2 separate regions of the Mus musculus genome follow, and region 1 is linked to region 2. The links are chromatin loops, found by intact Hi-C in ENCODE. Cell type or tissue: heart. All regions are shown on one strand. Links, peaks and the distances in the headings refer to the core of each region. The heading gives the core; the rest is flanking DNA. Region 1 holds the start of LOC115485644 (a small nucleolar RNA gene). Region 2 has its middle 43 kb from the start of Sh2d4a.

Region 1 (10,550 bases), core at 3,758-6,257, 220 kb before region 2:
AGCACTCCATATTTTGGCAGTTATGGGGACACCTTCATCCAGGCTGAAGTCAAGGCATTAATATCCATCCGCTTTGCTAAGTGAAATAAAACGCACTCTCCTGCCTTCCATTATCCTGAGACTGTGAGCTCTGCTGATTCTGCTCTCCCCATGCTAATGCTTTGAAATCTTCACCTAGCTCTACAATAATTGTAGACCTCTGAACGACTGTATTTGAGATAATCAGCTTGATTAAAGACATGCATGATTCAGTAACACGCTTTTCAATCTGTATTACTCCTTGAATAAAACTTACTCCTTTTGATTTATCACAATCACTTAGGAGCACAAATCTCTTCGATAAGCATACAGAATAGGGGCTAGGATAAGCTCAGCAGTTAGCGTGCATGTTTCGCATACATGAGGGCCTAGGTTCAAAGCCTGACCCCGAAAATGTAATTTAAAAGGCAGTAAAGGACTTATAACTTGATTTGGGTGATCAGGACTAAAATCCAGTTTTGCTACTCTTCAATTAACATAAATGTCTGGACTTCCGATCCCCTGCTATATAAAAGCGCTAAAGAATCTGGATAGCGGACTTGTTGACACAACCCTGATCTTGGCACTCAGGAGGGCTAAGAAGTAGGTAAGCCAGTATTACAATGTACATCTCTAATTTGAAATCTGAAACTTTTAGGAACTAAGAAGACACACAAATTCTACCTCATGTCACAGAACATAGTTGAAATGAAGGCACAATAAAAACATCATATAAAATTTCTGTCTGGCTACAAAATAGGGGAGGGGAAAGAAAACAAAGTAGAAAACTTCATAAGTAAAAGTCACTTTCAGTGAAGTGGGCAGAAAACGACTGGGGCCACAGGAGTGGTGGAGGGGAAGGAGAATGGGCCTAAAGCAGCACCATGCACTGTATTGTTCTAATTATCTCAACTTCAATATGATTTGAGAGTCAGTTGAGTATTCCAGAGCTCTTTGGGCCAGAAGAGATTAAAAGCTAAATTGAAAATAATAAAAATAATATTTCACAACTCCCTTTAAGCCAACACTTAATTCCAACATTCACGTCCACGTTCAATCCTGTTTAATCCCTTCTGTTCCCTTTATCTGCAGAAGCTGAGTCCACTGCAACAGGGTACTGTGTGCAACAGGGTACTGTGTGCAACAGGGTACTGTGTGCACTTACCAACAATTGCCGTCAGAGAGCTGAAGATTGGAGCTGATGCTGCAGACACTTGGTTAGGTGTTCTTGGATGAACTGTATTCTGAACAACCCATGTTGAAGCCCTGACTTCAACCACAACTGTATTTGGAGGTCATTACAATGAGATCAGCAGATTAGGTCTTAAACTAAGGTAGCTGGTGACTTTCTAAGAAAACAATATGAGAGACACAGAGAGATAGCCAAAACAAAGACCACGTGAAGACAAAGGGAGAAGGTGCCATCTGAAGCCATGGGAAGGGACCTCAGCAGTATCAACTCAATAGTCATGGACTGCTGATTTTTAAACACAGGAGACAGTTTAGTTCTACTGCATAAGCCACTCAGTCTGTGGTATGTTAAGAGCCTAGCAAATACATCAGGGAAACCTGGAGTAAGCAAAGGCAAAAGAGACGTTGTCTAGAGTAGACAAATGGTAAGTCAAGGTTCCCTCTCGGGGTTCTTAAAATCATTACCAGAAGAACCTAAGAATGGACTCAAATAGAAGCTCAAAGACAATGTTACTAGAGTTTGCCAGAAAACCCCCAGGGCAGCCCAGCTATAAACTGCAGAGGCAGCCCAGAGGAGGAGAGGGGAGGGTGGGGGGAGCATTCCATTTAAGCTAGCACAGAGGTCAAGAAGCAAGCAAGGTGGGGAAGGAGAATTTAGAGAAAGAATAAGGAAGCTCAAAATGCTGGGGAGAGTCCAACGGGTTACAGAAAGCATGTTTGAAACAGATAAAGAGGGAAAGGGGAAATCAGGTTTTCCTGGATACTTTCTATGTGGCTAGATTTACTGTTCTGGAGGAAGAAAAATTGGAAAAAGAAATGGTCAAATTGTTCCACCTATCTCTTTAGCATGCCTTAAGCTGACCTCTCTTTCCTGGGAATGGTCCCTGGGCCAAATAAATAAATAAATACATACATACATACATACATACATACATACAAACAAACAAACAAACAAAATGGCCAGACGTGAACTGAAACGTTGGTCTACACCCAGGCCAGAGCTTCTGCTCTCACTGCAGCACAGTGACAGAACTGTAAGCGCGAGGTGTTCCCGTTCCTAGAATAGCAGTAAGGATGAGGGGCTGTATCCTTATAGGACTCCGCAGACAGCAACGTTTATATATAAAATTATAAACATGTAATTATGAAAAGGGCCATGATACTTTTTAAGCAAATAATCTAAGAGTTAGGGTTAGGGTTAGAGAAATCAAAAGTTTGGAGAAGCAAAGAACAAATTCAATCCGTACTCAGACCAGAGGAAGGGGAGTGGGAGTCATGTGTTTAAACTCATAAAGAGGAGTGCAGGCGTCATTAAATTAAGTTGCAGGACTCTCCTCTATGATTCAAGTGGGCCTTAAATGCAATGACAAGTGTCCTGGGGAAGCAAGAGAGACACCAGACAGAAACTTTGTGACAAAAAAAAAAAAAAAACCACCAAGAGGGGCTCACAGAAAAGATGGTAATGTTCCTGGCTTTGCAGTGAAGGAAGGGATCCAGAGCAGAGCAGGGCATCTGCAGTGCAAGGAAACATTATCTCCTGGAGTCTCCAGAGAAGCAAACTCTGGTGCTTGGGAAGAAGGGGATAACCACTCCCTACAACTAACTCTTCCCTTTTCCCTCAGTAGGCTAACTGCATCTTCCCAAAGTCAGTAAGGACATCGAGCTGGGACAGGAAGCCTCTCAAGAGAAGCTAAAAGCATCCAGGAGAACAGTAGAGGAAGTGAGAGGCTAAATCCTTCACTTCTGAGACTGAAGAGATGAACATCAAAAGAAAGGGCTAATGCAGGAAAGGGGCCACAGGGTCGGAAGAGGTGCAAAGAGCGGTAACCCTGCCTCTCAGCTAGCCCTTTTGCCGGCTTGGCTGCCAGTCTCTTTAACAGTGTGAGCAAAAGAGACAAACCTGAATCCATGCCCTTTTGAAAAGCCCTGGAGGTCCATTCTCATTTTCCTACCAGCTGCTGTCTACTGACTATGCCAACTTCCTGAAAGCAGCTCCCCTGGGCCAAGGGCAAATGGACACTCTGCTGCTCCCTGAGGGAGGTGGAAATCAGAGCCTGTGCACCAATGGGGAGAGGAGGCAGAAGCTCCAAACACAGCCCAGCCACACCACCTTTTATCAACAAGCATGGAAAGCTGTAGAAATCATATGAAAATAAGCCTGTCACAGACCCAAACACACCTTCCACTGACCACCTTAGCTTAGACCTGCTTCAATTGCCTTGCAAGAGTGAAGATTATATTCCCTCTGCAAGGAACTGAACCTACCTTGGATACAATTCTAACCTGTAAGACAGTAGAAGCTTGCTTTATTTATTTATTCATTTCTTTATTTACTATTCAATCCTTTACTCATTTACCTGTTTATTGAGAGTGTGGTATAAAATGTTAGGAAGATAAGATGCTAAGCATTCGTCTAAAACAGCTTTCTATAAAACAAAGTCAAGATACCAGAATCAAGTTTTCCTCACAGCTTGCTCTGTTAAAATGGCAAGTGTCTAGCTCACTAGCTGGGGAGCTTCAAAGAAAGGCTTTAAAAGAAAATTAACAACCAAATACTATTAGCTCACAATATCCCCTCCTCCGCCTTTCCCACCATTTCACAATTAGTAATGATTGATGGGTGGGCCTTGGCCAGCAAATGAGCAGGCCCAGTGAGTCAAGTCTCTACTTCACCTATCTGTCTTTACCTGCCCAAACTTACCTTTTTTTTTTTTTTTTTTTTTTTTTTGGCTGCCTCAAGCTCTGGGTCTATGTACTGATACATTAAAATTCACAAATAAAGCAAACGAAATTAAGGTTCACATTTTAGAAAATCAAAACAAATACTCTTAAAATTTTGAACCTGCTTGCTAGACTCCTGGTTGGCAAGGAGAACTCTAGAGCCATCCATCCACACCACATGCAGTGGATGCTCCTGACCCTATGCTAAGCTACATGAGCAAGGAATGCTGGGACTATCCAACAGCATAATCAGAACCCATGAAAATTCAAGGAGACTCTATGATGTTTATAAATGTTCCTCAGTGTATTATTTAATAAACAGGAAGTGGCAAGGCACTGAAAACAAGCAATACGCACAGAATGTTGTAAGAAACTCCCCCCAAAACAGCATCTATATGGTTGAGGCAAAGAGGGACACCAAAAAGAACACTAGGTCCGAAAAACAGAAATGAACACAAAAATGATACCAAGACTCAGGTAAACATTCATTATTCGTGGCCTAGATGAATTGCTTATCAAAATTTTATTTTAAAAATATATAGATAGCAAAATCTATTATGTGGGTACTTCTGTTAAATACTAAAAGTTACATTAGTAGTTCACTAATAAAATCATTTCTTCAAACTGCCCTGGTAAGGTTTTATTATTTTAGTTTGCTATTACTGTAATAAACACCATGACCAAAAGTAACTTATTTCCTCTTACAGCTTGTAATTCATCATGAAGGGAACTGGCAAGGTCTCATGGCCAGAATCTAGAAGCAGGACCTGGGGCTTGGATCACGGAGGAACACTGCGTAGCAGCTTGCTCCCCGTAGGTTGCTTAGATTGCTTTTTTAAACAACTAAAGGGGTGAAAGGGCTTTGAGACAGTAACTTTACCTACAGCACCAAGCAGCTCCCTCCAACTGTATGGCTTTAGCTGTACAAAGACACAAACTACCACTCGTAGTAAATGCTCACATACAAGTCATTTATTGTAAGCCACAAGGGTTAAACTTCTAAGAAACAAAATGCTTGTTAAGAGTAAATACTTTCTGAATTTTGTTTTCTGAATTTTAATAATTTCGTTGCTTGTTCTTTGAGAATTTTAGTTAATGTATTTTATTAAAGACATGCACACACACCCAGTCCTCCAACTCTTCCCATAATCACTTTCTCCATCTTCCCATCCCTTTCCCATCCATCTTTGCGATTTCTTCCTTAAATTAAAAAACAAAAACAAACAAACAAACAAAAAAACAAACAAACAAAAAAACCAACCCTGCCCCTAGAAGCACTGTACGTGTGGCTGCTGTGTCACCGGTGTGTCAGTAGGTGGCAGAGAGGAGACAGGCTGTGCCTAAGCTCAGTGTTCTGACCTTTGAACAGCTGAATGATGGTAGCCTGACATTCCCTGAAAGTGAGACAACCACCAATGCAGCGCCAGGAAGGCCCAGATGCTCCCAGGACAGGGAGCAAGCTGGAGAGCAAAAGAGCCCCACTGTGGTGGGAGTGAACCAGAGAGCTGGCCGTGGCCCTCACCAGCTACAGCACTCAGGTGAGTGGGACCTGCACCTCACCTGGGCAGCACAGTAGAGCTGACCCTGGGTGTGTAATAAGAATGGAAGGTGTGATGAGTAGTCATGAACATGTAAGAACTGACCCTGCCACTTGTCTGCTGTGCAGGGGCATAGGCAAGGGAGAGATATACCCAGTCCCACCCTTCTCCACCTACAGCAAACAGGATAGCAGGCCCTGAGGTCATTAGAGCAGGAGAGCTGGCCCTACCCCTAACCAGCTGCAGCACTTGAAAGAGCAGACCCTGCACCTTGCTCGGGCATCAGGGTAGAGTTGCCCCTGGTAGCAGGGGCTGCTGCTGAGCCAACCCCCAAGGGCCTGAAAGGGGGAGAGCCAAAGGGCTGTAAAGCCCAGATCAAGGAAATTGGCCCACCACAACATCTTCCCCATCGATGAACTGGTGGAGTGTATAAAGGGACCAGTCCTACAGAACCAAAACTACAGGACCTCCATGACACAGGGTCAACAACAGCCTATCTGAGAGGAGGCCTAGTGAGGTTCCAGCATTAATAGAGTAACAGAAGCCAGAAGCCTCGTACCAGACCAAGGGATCATTGCAGTAACATTTGCAAGCAAAGAAGTAAGGGCAAAAGGTATACTGTGGGACACACTGTGACACACCACACTTCCACAACAAGGTTTTTTCTATGTTGGGGGGGGGCAGTTGCAAGACTGGAAGGTGGGTAACAGAGAGGGGGAGTTGACTCTTTTGTCCTGTTCTCAACACCCCTGCTTTTTTAATTCCCATTCTGATGTCTACTTCTATTAGTTCAATTGTTTTTGGTTTCACATAAAAGTGAGAATGTACAGTATTTATTTTTTCTATGTACACCTGGCTGATTTCACTTCCTCACAAAACTGCAAGTATACACAACTATGATTTGACAATAATTTCCAAAAAAAAAGTGTAATTTTTTTAAGCAGATGATTCTTTCAAGAATCTTCTTTAAAAGTTTCAGATTCCATTTGTCCAGTCACCACTTCAGGAATGCCATGCTGTTCCCTGAGGCTTTAAGAAGTCATCAACTTCACCCTCAGAAACAAAGGAGCCAAGAGTTGAGCTTAAGAAAGCAAAGGCAGAGCAAGGCATCCTGGGGCAGAGCTTCTATGCACTGCTCACGCTAAGTGGGGAGCGTGTGGGCAAATGCACCAGGATGAACCATCTGGGACGTCAACTACACCCAACTACCAGGAGAGTTGCTGGAGAACTAGCAAGCACTGTGACCGAACGCCTGAGGCTACCTCTTAGGCATGCTGAAGTCTGAGTTATACCTATTCATTCTGGAGCTACCAAAGGTTCTAAAAGGCCTAAGAGACAGCAGTGTAGCTGAGGACATAGAGCAAAGTCCGTCCCTTTGAAGCCACATCCACCTCCGCATTACAAGCTACAACCACTAAGAACCTGGACACATGTGTGGGTAAGCTAGCATTTCCTACTTATTCTGAGTATCTTAAAGCCGTTCACTGTTTTTAATCAATGGTTTTACATTTGTATTGTTAGTAATAATAACAGAGATGAAACTGCTCTGGAATCATCCAATGCAAGGGATGTGACAACACTGGAGAAACAACCCTTGCTACCTAAGACAAGTTATCCCCACAGTGAATTGTCAACAGAAGTACATGAGCTAAAGAACAAAATGTAAATGCAAACTGTCAATGCTCTTAGACACAGATAGAATAAATGGCTCATAGCTTTTATAAAGTATACAGCCAACTTCACCCTCACCCCAATCCTGCCATCTTAACTCTGCAGATCTTCTGAGAACAGAGGTTTATTCATTTGACCTGTGCATCGATGGATAGAAAACACACACACACACACTCAATGTGATAAATTATACTTCCCAGGTTTAGACTTTTAAAAGTGTGTCATGTTTTACTGAAGATACTGTGCTACACAGTTTTATATCAACTTGACATAATCTAAAGTCACCTGAGAGGAGGGAACCTCAATCAAGAAAATACCTCCATAAGATCAGGCTGTGAGCAAGCCTGTGGGACATTTTGTTAATTGGTGATTGATGGAAGGGCCCAGCCAGGCCATGGGAAGCAAGGCAGTAAACAGTACCCCTTCATGGCCTCTGCACCAGCTCCTCACTCCAGGTTCCTACCTTGTGTGAGTTCCTGTCCCAACTTTCTTCAATGATGAACAATGATAGGGAAGTGTAAGCCAAATAAACCTCTTCCCTGCCAAGTTGCTTTGGTCATGGTATTTTTATCACAGCAATAACTAAGACAGGTGTGGTTCAACGAACATATTTTTACCAAATCTTCTTGAGATGTATTAAGACTTGCTTGTACATGCTAGAAATAAGGAACCTGACTTATGTCAGAGAAAAATAAAAGCAGAGCTCCAAATAATTCGATTACAAATGAACTTTGGAAATCCATACAAAGTGTAAAAATTTCCTACAAATTGTACTGATAACCATCCATTATAATAAAATATGGCTAAACGAAATTAATAGCTTTGATTAACTTGCGACCAAAGATTCTTGGTATGAATCTGATTACAAATCCTTAATGTGCTTTAAGAGCAAATTAATTAGAACTGTGAGGGGTGTAGCATCACTGGAGTATAATTCTACTGTATGGAAAACAATAACCCAGCCAACATAGTCGCAATCCAGAAGGCAAAGTTTTTTCAGAATGACCAAAGTAGACAATACTTTTTTAAAAAAAATCTAAGATATCATTCATTACCTTATACTTTTCTCAAAAGACCCCCCATGGTGTCTTAGATATGAGAAATTTTTGTTATTTTATAACTATGCATATGTATACATAGACTCTGGCTGAGGCTATGGCTCTGGAGGAGAGGGAAAGGGAGAAAAGAAACTAGAAGGTTAAAATCCTAAAAGTAGATAGAAAGGGCCGAAGATTCAGAGTACAAAGAAAACCTTGATCTATCAGTAATGTGTTGAATTTTCAGTATGCTCGTGTATTAGTTATATAAGTGAACTTTAACCTCTAAGAACAAAACCTCGATAACAGAGTATTGAGAAAGGATACCAACTAAACACTGGATCTTTATACATGCAATCAACCTTATGCAGTCCTTCAATCAAATATAGCTAAAATTTCCTTACTAGTAACTGACCAATATTTGCTCCCTAACCCGGAAGCAAGCAATGTAGGGCATGTATGCATCAACCAATCCACAGTGCATCTGTCCATCCACCCATCCATCCATCCTACCATATCACAAAACCGGTCTGGTCTGGGAAAAAACAGCAAGTGAAACCACTTGTTTTATAGCAATGCTTTTTTTTTTTTTTTTCCATTTTTTATTAGGTATTTCGCTCATTTACATTTGCAATGCTATACCAAAAGTCCCCCATAGCCACCCACCCCCTCTCCCCTACCCACCCACTCCCCTTTTATGGCCCTGGCGTTCCCCTGTACTGGGGCATATAAAGTTTGCGTGTCCAATGGGCCTCTCTTTCCAGTGATGGCCGACTAGGCCATCTTTTGATGCATATGCAGCTAGAGTCAAGAGCTCCCGGGTACTGGTTAGTTCATAATGTTGTTCCACCTATAGGGTTGCAGATCCCTTTAGCTTCTTTGGTACTTTCTCTAGCTCCTTCATTGGGGGCCATGTGATCCATCCAATAGCCGACTGTGAGCATCCACTTCTATGTTTGCTAGGCCCAGGCATACTCTGACAAGAGACAGCTATATCAGGGTCCTTTCAGCATAATCTTGCTAGTGTATGCAATGGTGTCAGCATTTGGAAGCTGATTATGGGATGGATCCCCGGATATGCTAGTGTCTACATGGTCCATCCTTTTATCTCAGCTCCAAACTTTGTCTCTGTAACTCCTTCCAAGGGTGTTTTGTTCCCACTTCTAAGGAGGGGCATAGTGTTCACACTTCAGTCTTCATTTTTCTTGAGTTTCATGTGTTTAGGAAATTGTATCTTATATCTTGGGTATCTTAGGTTTTGGGCTAATATCCACTTATCAGTGAGTACATATTGTGTGAGTTCCTTTGTGAATGTGTTACCTCACTCAGGATGATGCCCTCCAGGTCCATCCATTTGGCTAGGAATTTCATAAATTCATTCTTTTTAATAGCTGAGTAGTACTCCATTGTGTAGATGTACCACATTTTCTGTATCCATTCCTCTGTTGAGGGGCATCTGGGTTCCTTCCAGCTTCTGGCTATTATAAATAAGGCTGCTATGAACATAGTGGAGCATGTGTCCTTCTTACCAGTTGGGGCATCTTCTGGATATATGCCCAGGAGAGGTATTGCTGGATCCTCCGGTAGTACTATATCCAGTTTTCTGAGGAACCGCCAGACTGATTTCCATAGTGGTTGTACAAGCCTGCAATCCCACCAACAATGGAGGAGTGTTCCTCTTTCTCCACATCCACGCCAGCATCTGCTGTCACCTGAATTTTTGATCTTAGCCATTCTGACTGGTGTGAGGTGGAATCTCAGGGTTGTTTTGATTTGCATTTCCCTGATGATTAAGGATGTTGAGCATTTTTTCAGGTGCTTCTCTGCCATTCGGTATTCCTCAGGTGAGAATTCTTTGTTCAGTTCTGAGCCCCATTTTTTAATGGGGTTATTTGATTTTCTGAAGTCCACCTTCTTGAGTTCTTTATATATGTTGGATATTAGTCCCCTATCTGATTTAGGATAGGTAAAGATCCTTTCCCAATCTGTTGGTGGTCTTTTTGTCTTATTGACGGTGTCTTTTGCCTTGCAGAAACTTTGGAGTTTCATTAGGTCCCATTTGTCAATTCTCGATCTTACAGAGCAAGCCATTGCTGTTCTGTTCAGGAATTTTTCCCCTGTACCCATATCTTCAAGGCTTTTCCCCACTTTCTCCTCTATAAGTTTCAGTGTCTCTGGTTTTATGTGAAGTTCCTTGATCCACTTAGATTTGACCTTAGTACAAGGAGATAAGTATGGATCGATTCGCATTCTTCTACATGATAACAACCAGTTGTGCCAGCACCAATTGTTGAAAATGCTGTCTTTCTTCCACTGGATGGTTTTAGCTCCCTTGTCGAAGATCAAGTGACCATAGGTGTGTGGGTTCATTTCT
Region 2 (10,550 bases), core at 3,794-6,293:
AAGAATCTGAATGGATATAGCACACACCTGTCTTTAAAATGGTTGACTACTGAAACGCTGCCTGTCATTATTCAGGTCCACGACAATTCATTCCCATCTGCAGTTAGCCATGCTTTGTTCTCTACAGACAAATCTTTAGACAAAACTAACATCTTCTGATTTATAATATTTTAAAAATTTCCTGTTAGACCATTTAAGACTATTGTATTTCCCACCATTTCTTCTTTAGCTATTCCACATGGCTTGACAAGTAGTGTTTTCATTATTTTCCATTATACACATTGATGGATTTATTCTAGTTCCTCTTGAAACCAAGGTTCATTTAGGAAAAGTTAAAATAGACAAAGAGAAAGTTCAAAAGCTGCAGCTTCTTTCTAGTCCCCGCCCTGCCCAATGCCTGGCCTGCAGCTCTCCCTGTCTCAGCGCCGATGAAAAGTCCTCCGCTTCTTTCAAAGCTAAGCTCTTCAGGGGAAATTATGTTGTAATGAACAATATATTATTGTTATATTGTTGTTATGCCACTTTGGATGATGATGCACCCCCATGATCTATTGACTAATAGAAAATCCAGTAACAGGCATGAAAAACCTTTCAAGTTGTTGATCAGAGGAGCCCAAGAGACTCCCCAAACAGTACTGGCTATGGCCATTTTCCTTAGTTGTATGTCAGGGGAGGAAAGCATCTGTGATGCCTATAGACCTGAACAATGACCAATAGAACAAGATATCCCTGAAGGTGCAGCTGTAGTATTTATATCTTGGTGGTAAACACACAGCTGTCTCCTTGAACTTAAGAAGAGAATGCATGCCTATTACTATAAAACTAGTCAACCAGCATGAGGTCCTAGATCTCAGAGGGAAAATTACTAGTGGCACTTTCCACATCTAGTGTAACTTCTCACTGCATTCTAAATACCCATCCTTATACCCAAAGATTGAGTGTATACAGAGAGAGCATAGCTCTCTCCCTTTATCTAAAAACCTTTTTTTTTCACAGCAGAGACCATTGCCAAGATCTACAATTAGTTACAATGCAGAGAACAATTTTCTCTGGAGTGCCATGCCCCAGTTGACACATCTATAGCACAGCTCTTACATTTAATTTCTTGGTGGGACATCACAGAAAAGGGGGTCCCACAGAATGAGTGAGAGGACCCGATAGTCTGCTTCAGGATTGTGTCTTCTAGATATGACAAGGAAGCTGCACTCACATCTTAGCAATATGGCTACCTAAAGAAGACCTGAATAACAGCAATGCCAATTGACATGCCCACATAGATGGGGGAAATCAGAGAAGGCCTCACCCTTAGATGAAAAGCTACATGCAATTAAAGACTTCCAAGGAAGGGAAACCAAGTCTTCTGTATGAGGTAAGCATCCTATGAGGTAAGCATCCTATGAGGTAAGCATCCTATGAGATAAGCATCCTATGAGGTAAGCATCCTATGAGGTAAGCATCCTATGAGGTAAGCATCCTATGAGGTAAGCATCCTATGAGGTAAGCATCCTATGAGGTAAGCATCCTATGAGGTAAGCATCCTAAATGATCATCCAACCTAAGCGGTCATCTCTAAGACTATATAACAGATAAGCAGCAATAATTTAACTCAGGGGGTGTATTTATATATTTAGTAACTTATATGCATGTATGTAACAATAATAAACAATAACAGACTGAATTTGAAAGAGAGTGGGAAACACTGGGAAAAGGTTGTAGGGAGAAGAGAGGGAAGAGGAAATGATGTAATTGTATACTTATATTGTACATTGTATATTGTATAATTAATCAAACAAAAGAGATATGAGGGAAAAGTTTGAAGTAAGATAATTTTCAGGTAATGTACTACAGCGTGTTGATATATACAGAACATTTTAGCAATAAAGATGGACATAAAAAGAAACAGTGTCTTCTCTATGGCAGTTGACTCAGTCCCTAGTGGATGGTAGCTTCCCCAAGCAGTATGGGCTTTCCGCAACCAGCTGTTTCCCCAGTTCATACAGGCTGTCCTAGCCTTATTGCATGCTGCCTAGTAACACTGACACGTACCACTGGCTCCTGCAAGTCTTGCTTCTTCATCAAGAAATGAAGGGATCAAGATGCATAGTTTGTCTTATGCCTTGTAAAAAGTAATTTTTGTATTGGTTTCAGAAAGTAGACACTGGTTACTAAGTATAACTTAACTGTAATTTAAAAGGGGAGAAAAGAGAGGATCCATTATGCGTCTTTCTTTTCATGCACATGTGTGCGAACAGTTCCAACAACCCAGACAGGCAACCTAAATCTTCTGTACAGCAAAATCATCTGCAAGCACATATTAAATATGCATATTTGGGGCTGGAGATATGGCTCAGCTGATAAAATGCCTCCTGTACAAGCATAAGGTCCTGAGTCAGAATCCTCACATAAGAAGTGGGCCATAGGGTGAACACTTTCAAGCCCAGTGCTGGGAAGGAAGAGGAGTCAGCAGACTCCATAGAGCTTGCTGGGCAGCCATTCTAGCCAATCAGCGAGCTCCAGGTTCAGTGAGAGACCACCTGAAAAATAAGGTGGAGAGGAATTGAAAAATAAACCAGTATCAACATCTGGTTTCCACATGCATGTGTACCTAAGTGTACACATACTCACACGTACATGTATACACATGCATATATGCATACATGCACAGTGCAGGTTTATATGAAAACTACAGTCCCATGGTTTTATGAAAAGAGTCATTGAGAATTCAGATGGGCATAAGCTAAGCTTTAATATCAAGAAATGTGGTCTCTGGTACTGCTCAAGGGCTCACATTATGTCACTCTAGACTATTTCATATGTAGATCATAAGAGGTTTTCTCTCTCTTAAAGGCTATGGAGGTGTCAGGTAGAGCAGAGAGCAGAAGGGCAGAAGGATACCCAGGAGCTTGCAGTTTTACAGTATTCACTGAGGATGGGCCACTGTATTTTCATACATATCAACTAGGTGGTGCCTTGAGAATGCTTGTGCAGGCTGTTCAGAGAGTCCACGTCTTTCCAGAAAGTTTTTATTCTGTTCTCTTCTTTTAATATAAATCAACTCAATCATTAATGTTCATGTATTATTATCCTTGCACAGTGAGCATATTTCACTAATTATTCCTTTGTAGTATCTCTGATACCTAAATCATTACAAAACTGGTGACCTGAATGAAAAATATCCCAAGACACATTTGCCACTTCTTAAAAAATGAAGAGAGTCGGTGTCCTAAGACAGACCAACCTTAGAGAGAGAACCATGCAATGACATCACGAAGTTATAATTGGCAGTGAGGAAGGCAAGGGTCTCAGTGATGGTAATGTCTCTCCATGCAACATAGCCATGCTTTGTAGGGGTGGTTCTGATGCTACGGTCCTGTTCCCCAACTGGTTCTTGATCCATCAATGAACATGCTAGCAGCCAATGAGCTGGGCAATATAGATAGGACTTCTGGGTTCTCACAGGCAAGCTAGTAGATGCAGGAGAAAGAGGAGATTTTTCACTATGCTTTGGAGGGAAAAATGGTGACCAAGCCATGTGAGATCTCAGGAGGAGTGGGCATAGGCCATTTCCCCAGGCAGGAGATTAGAAACACAACTAAAGCTGAGGGCAGTTTTGGGTCAAGGAGAAGGTAACTGAGCAACTAAAGTTTGGGGCAGATTGAGGGTTCTGAGTTAAGAGTATTGGCAAGGGCATGCTAGCATAAGCAGGTTGAAAATTGAGTTAATATGTGTATGTGTTTCATCCACGGATCCGAGGGAATCTGGCTGGGGCTGGTAGCGTGGTCTACCTGGAGCTTAAAGCTGGGTAGCAAAAACTACATGCCATACTGCTTCAGTAGGGAGGAGATGTAGGGGACATGGACATCTAATCCGAGCTGAAATATGGGCTCTCCAGCTGAACCCATTGTACAGATGAGCATAACGCTCCAGGAATGTGACAACACATATCAATATGATCTACTCCTTCCATCAAATCACATAAACCAAAAGACAAAGAACAATTAGGAGAACCTGATGGCAAGGCCTCAGATAGTATGAGCAGCCAATAGAACTCCCCATGGAGACTAAGAAGCAGACTGTCAGATCCTCCCCAGATCTACCCAATCAGAATATTCCAGAATGAAATTGTCTTCGTTGGGATTTTATTGCTGTGAAGAGACACTGTAGGAATAATCTCTGTGTACAGTGTGGAAGCATTACCTGTCAACAAAAATCTGATGGCTAATAAGCTGAGGCAGGATTAGAAAGTGGGACAAACAGCAGAGAGAGGAGGGAACTCTGGGAGATAGGCATGGGAAAAGATTCCCCACTCAAACTTGGAGGAAATCAGACATATAAAACTGAGGCGAGGTAACTATCCATGTGGCAGCATAGAATAGAATAACAGGTTAATATAAGGTACGAGCTAGTCTGGCAACAAGCCTAGTTTAGGGCCTAGGCATTTATTAACAACAATAAGCCACTGAGTTGTTATTTGGGAACTGGAGTACGGATGAAAAAGTCTGTGACTACAAGACACTATGACCATGGCAAGTCTTATAAAGGAAAAGATTAAATTGAGCCTAGTTTACAGTTTCGGAGTCCATTATCATCATGGCGGGAAACATGGCAGAGTGTCCAGGCATGGTGCTGGAGATGGAGTTGAGAGCTCTACATCTGAAGCCACAGAGAATAAGCGTTGCACTGGCCAAAGACCTCAAAACTCGCACCCACAGTGACACACTTCCTTCATAAAGCCCGCACTTACTCCAACAAGGCCACATCTCCTAATAGTGCTCGCTCTCTATGGGCCAAGCATTCAAACACAGGAGTCTATGGGGGCCAAACCTGCTCAAACCACTATAGGAATCAAGAGATTTTTCTAATACAAGCTCTCAAGGCGATTCTGAACAATGCTTTGTGCTACTGACCATGGGCCACTGTGCTACCCTAAATTCTATTTGTATTTAAATTGAGCGGCATACTCCCCACCCCCAGATTAGCACCTGTATTAACACCGCATATCTGAAAGAGAGATCAGTCTTCACTGAGAGTGCCAATCTTGCAAACAGTCTTAGCTAATCCAATCGTTATTTCTCCAGGATTCTCAATCAATATCCTGAATGGCCTGATTATCAGTTGAGTTTGTAGAAAGGCTTACAGGGTTCTTTGAATAAAGTTAGCTTTGTCCCTGAGAGGAGACAGAAAGTTCCTTTCTGATCCTCCAGGACAGCGAGGACTTGTTTTTACAGCCAGTGGCTGCAGAAGCCTACAGCGCCGCCTGCTGGAAGAACTCTTTATTTAATGTATCTTAAGCAAATTGAATGTGGTGAACGCTAAATACAGTAAACTGACCCCCTCCTCCAAAAAACGGAAAGTCATCGTCCTCTTGATTTGTGCTAACATATTGTAGATAAGTAGAGAACATTCTTCTATGGCAGATTATGCTAAAGAGGAATAAGGAATAAAGAGATGGAAAGAAGAAAATAGAGTGAGGTGAAGACATGGTTTCGAGGGCAGGATCGATTGCGAAGAATGTAGCTGCTTTCCACCTGGGAAAGCCAATCTTGTAGCAAGACAGAAGCCTCACAAAAATCATAAGTAGAGATCCTCAGTGGTTTAGTGTTCAAATTTCAGATTCTGTGAGTGTAGACAAATGCTAGTCTGAGGCCCCAGGCCATCAGACACATTCCTCAGCAGTACCACCCGCAACAGTGAGGATTTTACATTGATGATCCTGTGTGTAGGTGTGGGGATGTGCACCCTGAACCACTGAGCCATCTTTCAAGTCCCTATCCCCTCTCTATCACTTTTAAAACAAAACAAAAAGAACAAAGCAAAACAGAAAAAATAAAAACAATCAAACAAAACAAGAAACAAAAACAAGTAAACAAACACAAAAACTGAAAAGTTATTAATAGGATAATTATGGAATTGAAGGACTGTCTTTTTATATTTATATTCTCTATGGTATCTCCTTTTCAACATATTTAATTAATTAGTTTACTTTATAGACACTCTCACTATGAAGTCCATGCTGGGCTAGAACTCATTATGTAATGCAGATAGATGCAATCATTCCATCCTCCTGTTTCAGCCTCTTTGTTGCTAGGATGGCAGGGTTGGCCACTATGCCCAGTTCAAATCCATTGCTTACGTCCAAATACAAATGTTTATTGCTACCACTAATGGGATCAATAAAATCCTGTGCCTCTAGCACATGAAAAACCACACTAAACCATCACTGCACACTTACCCCCTGAGCAGAGGCAAAGAGCTTTGTGCCACTGTGGTTAAAAGGCAGCAATGTCAGTTGAAACCCAAATGCTAGTTAACTTTGAATTTTAAGTAAGTAATATTTTTTAAAATATGTTTCAGATAAGTGTGAGGCATTTATACTGGAAAGTAATCACATCTACTTAGAAATTCATATTTAAATGGACTTTCATTCTATATTCTCCCCCTCCCACTATCGTAGCTGCTTCTTCCTCTTCCCCTCCCCTTCCCCCTCCTCCTTCTTCCCTTCCTCCTCCTTCTCTTCTTCCTCTCCTTCCTTCTTCTTGAAGACAGCGGTTTTCTGTGTAGCCTTGGCTGTTCTCGAACTTGCTCTACAGACCAGGCTAACAAAGAACTCAGAGACCCACCTGCCTCTGCCTCTCGAGTGCTAGCTAGGCTTAAAGGCATGCAGCACCATCACCAAGCTCTCCCTTTGTATTTTCATTTAGTAAACTTGGCAGTGGTAGTTAGGACGTGTAGGAATTAATTTTTATGCAGAATTCAAGATTTCTCAAAGAAAATCTTTAACACTTAAGTTATGCTTAGTTATATAAAAACAACTATAAGTAAATTAATGAAAATAAAATATAAAACTCGTATAAAATAAATACTTGATATTTAATGAAATCGAATAAATATTTAAGAAAAATGTTCCTAATTGAAACTTTCATGTACATTTAAAAGATTCAGCAAATTACTATAGTATTTATTTGGAATTCAGAAATTAAAAAAAAAAAACCTCTTTAGGGGAACGAATATTTTATCTCTATTACCTAAGACCAAGTAAATATCCTGATAACACAAACCAACAATACATTAAAAGGCATTTATAATTGGATTTAATTCTTTACAAGTGATGCACTCTTTTAGGGTCTGAGAATGGAGGTAGGTGCTCTTTCCCTCTGGACACTAGCTCCCACGATGGTTTAGATTCTCGTTTTTCTGCAGTGTTACTTTATTGCTCTTCCAGAGGACTTGGGTTTGATTCTCAGCACCCATATGACAAATCACAACCCTCTGTAACCTACGTTCCTGGTGCTCCAACCACCCCATCCTCTGGCCTCTGTGGGCACCAGGTGTGCACATGGTACACAGTGATACATACAGGCAAAATATGCATGAAGCAAGATACACAAATAAATAAAATATGTCCCACAGTCTTCACCATGAACTATGGAACTAGGCACCTACAGCGGTATCCATCTGCTTCCCGGGCGGTGGGTGCCGACTGTTCAACCCAGGGACACATGGCTCTAGCTGGTGATCTCAACTCAGAGGTCTCTTTGGGCCAGAGCTCCCCAGTTCCTTGGTGGATTGCTGCCATGCCAGCCCCACACAATGACCGTCCACCCCACAGTCAGTCGCCACACCACCCATCAACCTGGTAGAAATAAAACTCTTGAAGATTATAATTAACCAATCAGATTTATATATCAATAAATTCTCAATTTATAAGATGCAAATACAATTATTTCAGAACCAATTGATAATGATAAAAGATGCCCACCTAGATTAGACAAATTATCCCAATTATCCTAACCTTATGATATCATAACTACCTGAGGCTATCTAAAGCCACACGGGTTCAGGTTTTTCCTCCTGTGCATCCTCCTCCATCTTGGCCTTCATCTCTCCTTGAAACACTCTCTGTCCCTGTAACTCCTAGCTCTGCCTCCCTTTTCCCTGTCTAATCACAGACATCCTGCTGCCCTAATATTTTAATGTGATTGGATAGGGAAAATCCTGTCACATATCATCCTTTCTGTTTAAATTAAAATAAAAAATAAAAACAAATTCTTTCAAAATATAAATTGAACACAACTTTTACCATTTTGTAATTTATAAGATATAAGATAGACCTAACACCCAGTCCATCATTTTTGTCATTAAGATAGAACGATGTCATCTGCCCTAACTAAAAGACTTATAATTTTACACTGATTTATGTCCTGGCTTTAGGTTGTATGCCATTTAAAAACTATCCTCTCAAATCTATATCATCTTTCTCAATGCTAAACAGCTTGGGTTGGCTATGAGACCATCGGTCTTCAACTCCATCAGAAAAGCAAGAATGACGAATATTACCTAAAAATAGGAGAAGCACAAAATATAGCTTCTAAAACTTAGCCAATTTATAGAGACCACTAGTCCCTATACTTCAAAACATTGGAACATCGGTCTTCAGCCTTCTGACTCAAGATCATTTGATAGACCTTAGAAAAACAGGGAATTGAGGACTAACTTATTCTGTTTTAGCAGAACTAGGCTGTCCTAAGCTATAAATTGTGTCCCCTTTCTATACAATATTACATCTGTAGATGAAATGGCAGCAGGGAGGAAGAGTTGGGGTTGAGTGCAGCTAAGTGGAGTCAGGGCACACATTAAAAGCACCATGAGCTCATTTGGCCCCGGAGTACCAAAGTGTCGTCCTCCAAACCTTCTGCAGCTTCCCTCGGGAGCAGAGAGAGTATCCCGAGATCCATGCCTGTGCAGTCATCAGTCTCTCAGGCACTCAGTAGTACCCTCAGCAGGAACGATCCTCAGGTCAAGTGCAGCGGCACACATCTGGAGCTCCTGCTACTTCAGATGCTGAGACAGGAGGATTAAGTATTTGAGGACTGCTTGAACTACAAATAAGATTTTTAAAAAAGTCCTTAGCCAGGTGTACATCTTTTTTTTTTAAGATTTAATTATTATTTTTATGTAAATACCCTGTGGCTGTGTTCAGACACTCCAGGAGAGGGCATCAGATGTCATTATGGATGTTTGTGAGCCACCATGTGGTTGCTGGGATTTGAACTCAGGATCTTTGGAAGAGCAGTCCGTGCTCTTAACCACTGAGCCACCTCTCCAGCCCCCTGCTCCCGGCCTTTTTATTTTATTTTATTTTATTTTATTTTATTTTATTTTATTTTATTTTATTTTTAGCTTTACTATTGGACTAGAAGTCCACCATAAAATCTGTCTACTTCTAGGATGGCATGAGCCAATCAACACACAGTTACTGGCCTCTACCATAGAACATTAGTCTTGCTTCATGTACCTGTTAGCATTTGCCATTAAACAACTGTGTCTGGGTTTTATTGCCCCTATGAAGTGCTAAGATGCTCTTTGGGTAGACTGTAAGGTGTTCACAGCTTGGGGGAAGAAAGGAAGGAAGATAAAAGACAACAGAGAAATATGTCTTGCTGCCTATATTTGATGTATTACATGTGTATGTATGTGTGTGTCTGACACATACTTCAAAATAGCTGCATCAATAATGAATGGAGCAATGACCTATCTCTTAACTGCAACTCTAAGTAAAAATATCTCTCTTGCTGGCAGTACATATCCTTAATCCCAGCAGGCATAATCAGACAGATCTCTGAGTTCAAGACCAGTCTAGTCCACAGAGCAAGTTCTAGTACAGCAAGGGTTACACAGAGAAACCCTGTCTCCAAAAACCAACACACACACACACACACACACACACATCCCCATTATTATATTGTAGATTTATTACAATCTGAGAGTTTGCAGGCATCATGCTTTGTTAATCAGTATGATTACCCTGGAAAGCAAGTTAGTGAAATGCACAAAGAATCATAAGAATATGCCATTTGACCTAAAATTCAAGCTCTAGAAATTTATTCCCAAGAAATAATGGAAAATATAAGAAAACCTCTGTGCTCACAGATGCTCACTGCAGTGCACTCTAAGCTGAAAAACTGGATGGAAGCAATTTAAATGCTAACTAATGGAGAATAGTTATGGGAAATAATAGAAGAAATATTATGCAGACATTAAAATTACAGAATAGGAAATAATGTAAGATAGTAAGGTGCAATGGTGCTATTGTTACAACTGTTAAAATGCTTAGAAGCAAATGTTTAAAATATTCTGTTTTATGAATTAGGATAGTGGATGACTTTTTTTCCTTTCTTAATAGTCTGCAATTTTCAAGTTATAAAACAAAAAAGACAAGGGGCCATAATTGAATTGGAAAAGTCTACTTTGCTTTTTTGTCATAGTGAAATGCAAGACATTTAACCTGTTGGATTTCACTGTTGGACTGGTAGCTCTTTTCCTTAAGGACAGACATTGAGGAAAGAAAGCTTCCAGATTTGTTTTAACAATCAAACTGATTACATGACTAAAGTATTGCCTCTCAAAGCAGCGACTGTATGGAGCAGGACAGGTCACACTGGGTGAACTCAAGCCACTGGTCTGCACTCTATCCCCTCTGGTTAGTATCAGTGGAAGTCAGGACTCTGAGTATTTGTGATATCACGGGACTGTGCTCTGTGGAAAGGACC

The links. Peaks named below come from ENCODE experiments on the same cell type or tissue, not always from the same donor. Only the 100,000 strongest peaks of a DNase experiment are listed, where the experiment ranks them.
Region 1: it touches region 2 in a loop (8-fold over the local background); 13 of 42 quality-filtered maps call a loop at or near these places.

What each region holds. Positions count from the first base shown.
Region 1 is chr8:68,005,149-68,015,698 of GRCm38, forward strand. It overlaps Gm15991 (a long non-coding RNA gene), which reads left to right. Exons shown (of 7, transcript XR_003947558.1): 5 at 1,111-5,468; 6 at 6,442-6,906. LOC115485644 (a small nucleolar RNA gene) reads left to right here and starts at 5,192; the gene lies at 5,192-5,322. It also overlaps a transcript of Psd3 not described here. In heart, for the core only: a CTCF peak has its summit at 5,237 (motif pointing right); no DNase peak of the experiment used is centred there.
Region 2 is chr8:68,227,953-68,238,502 of GRCm38, forward strand. No RefSeq gene overlaps it. Among named protein-coding and RNA genes, the nearest start is that of Sh2d4a, 43 kb to the right of the region's middle. In heart, for the core only: no CTCF peak of the experiment used is centred there; a DNase peak (open chromatin) is centred at 5,229.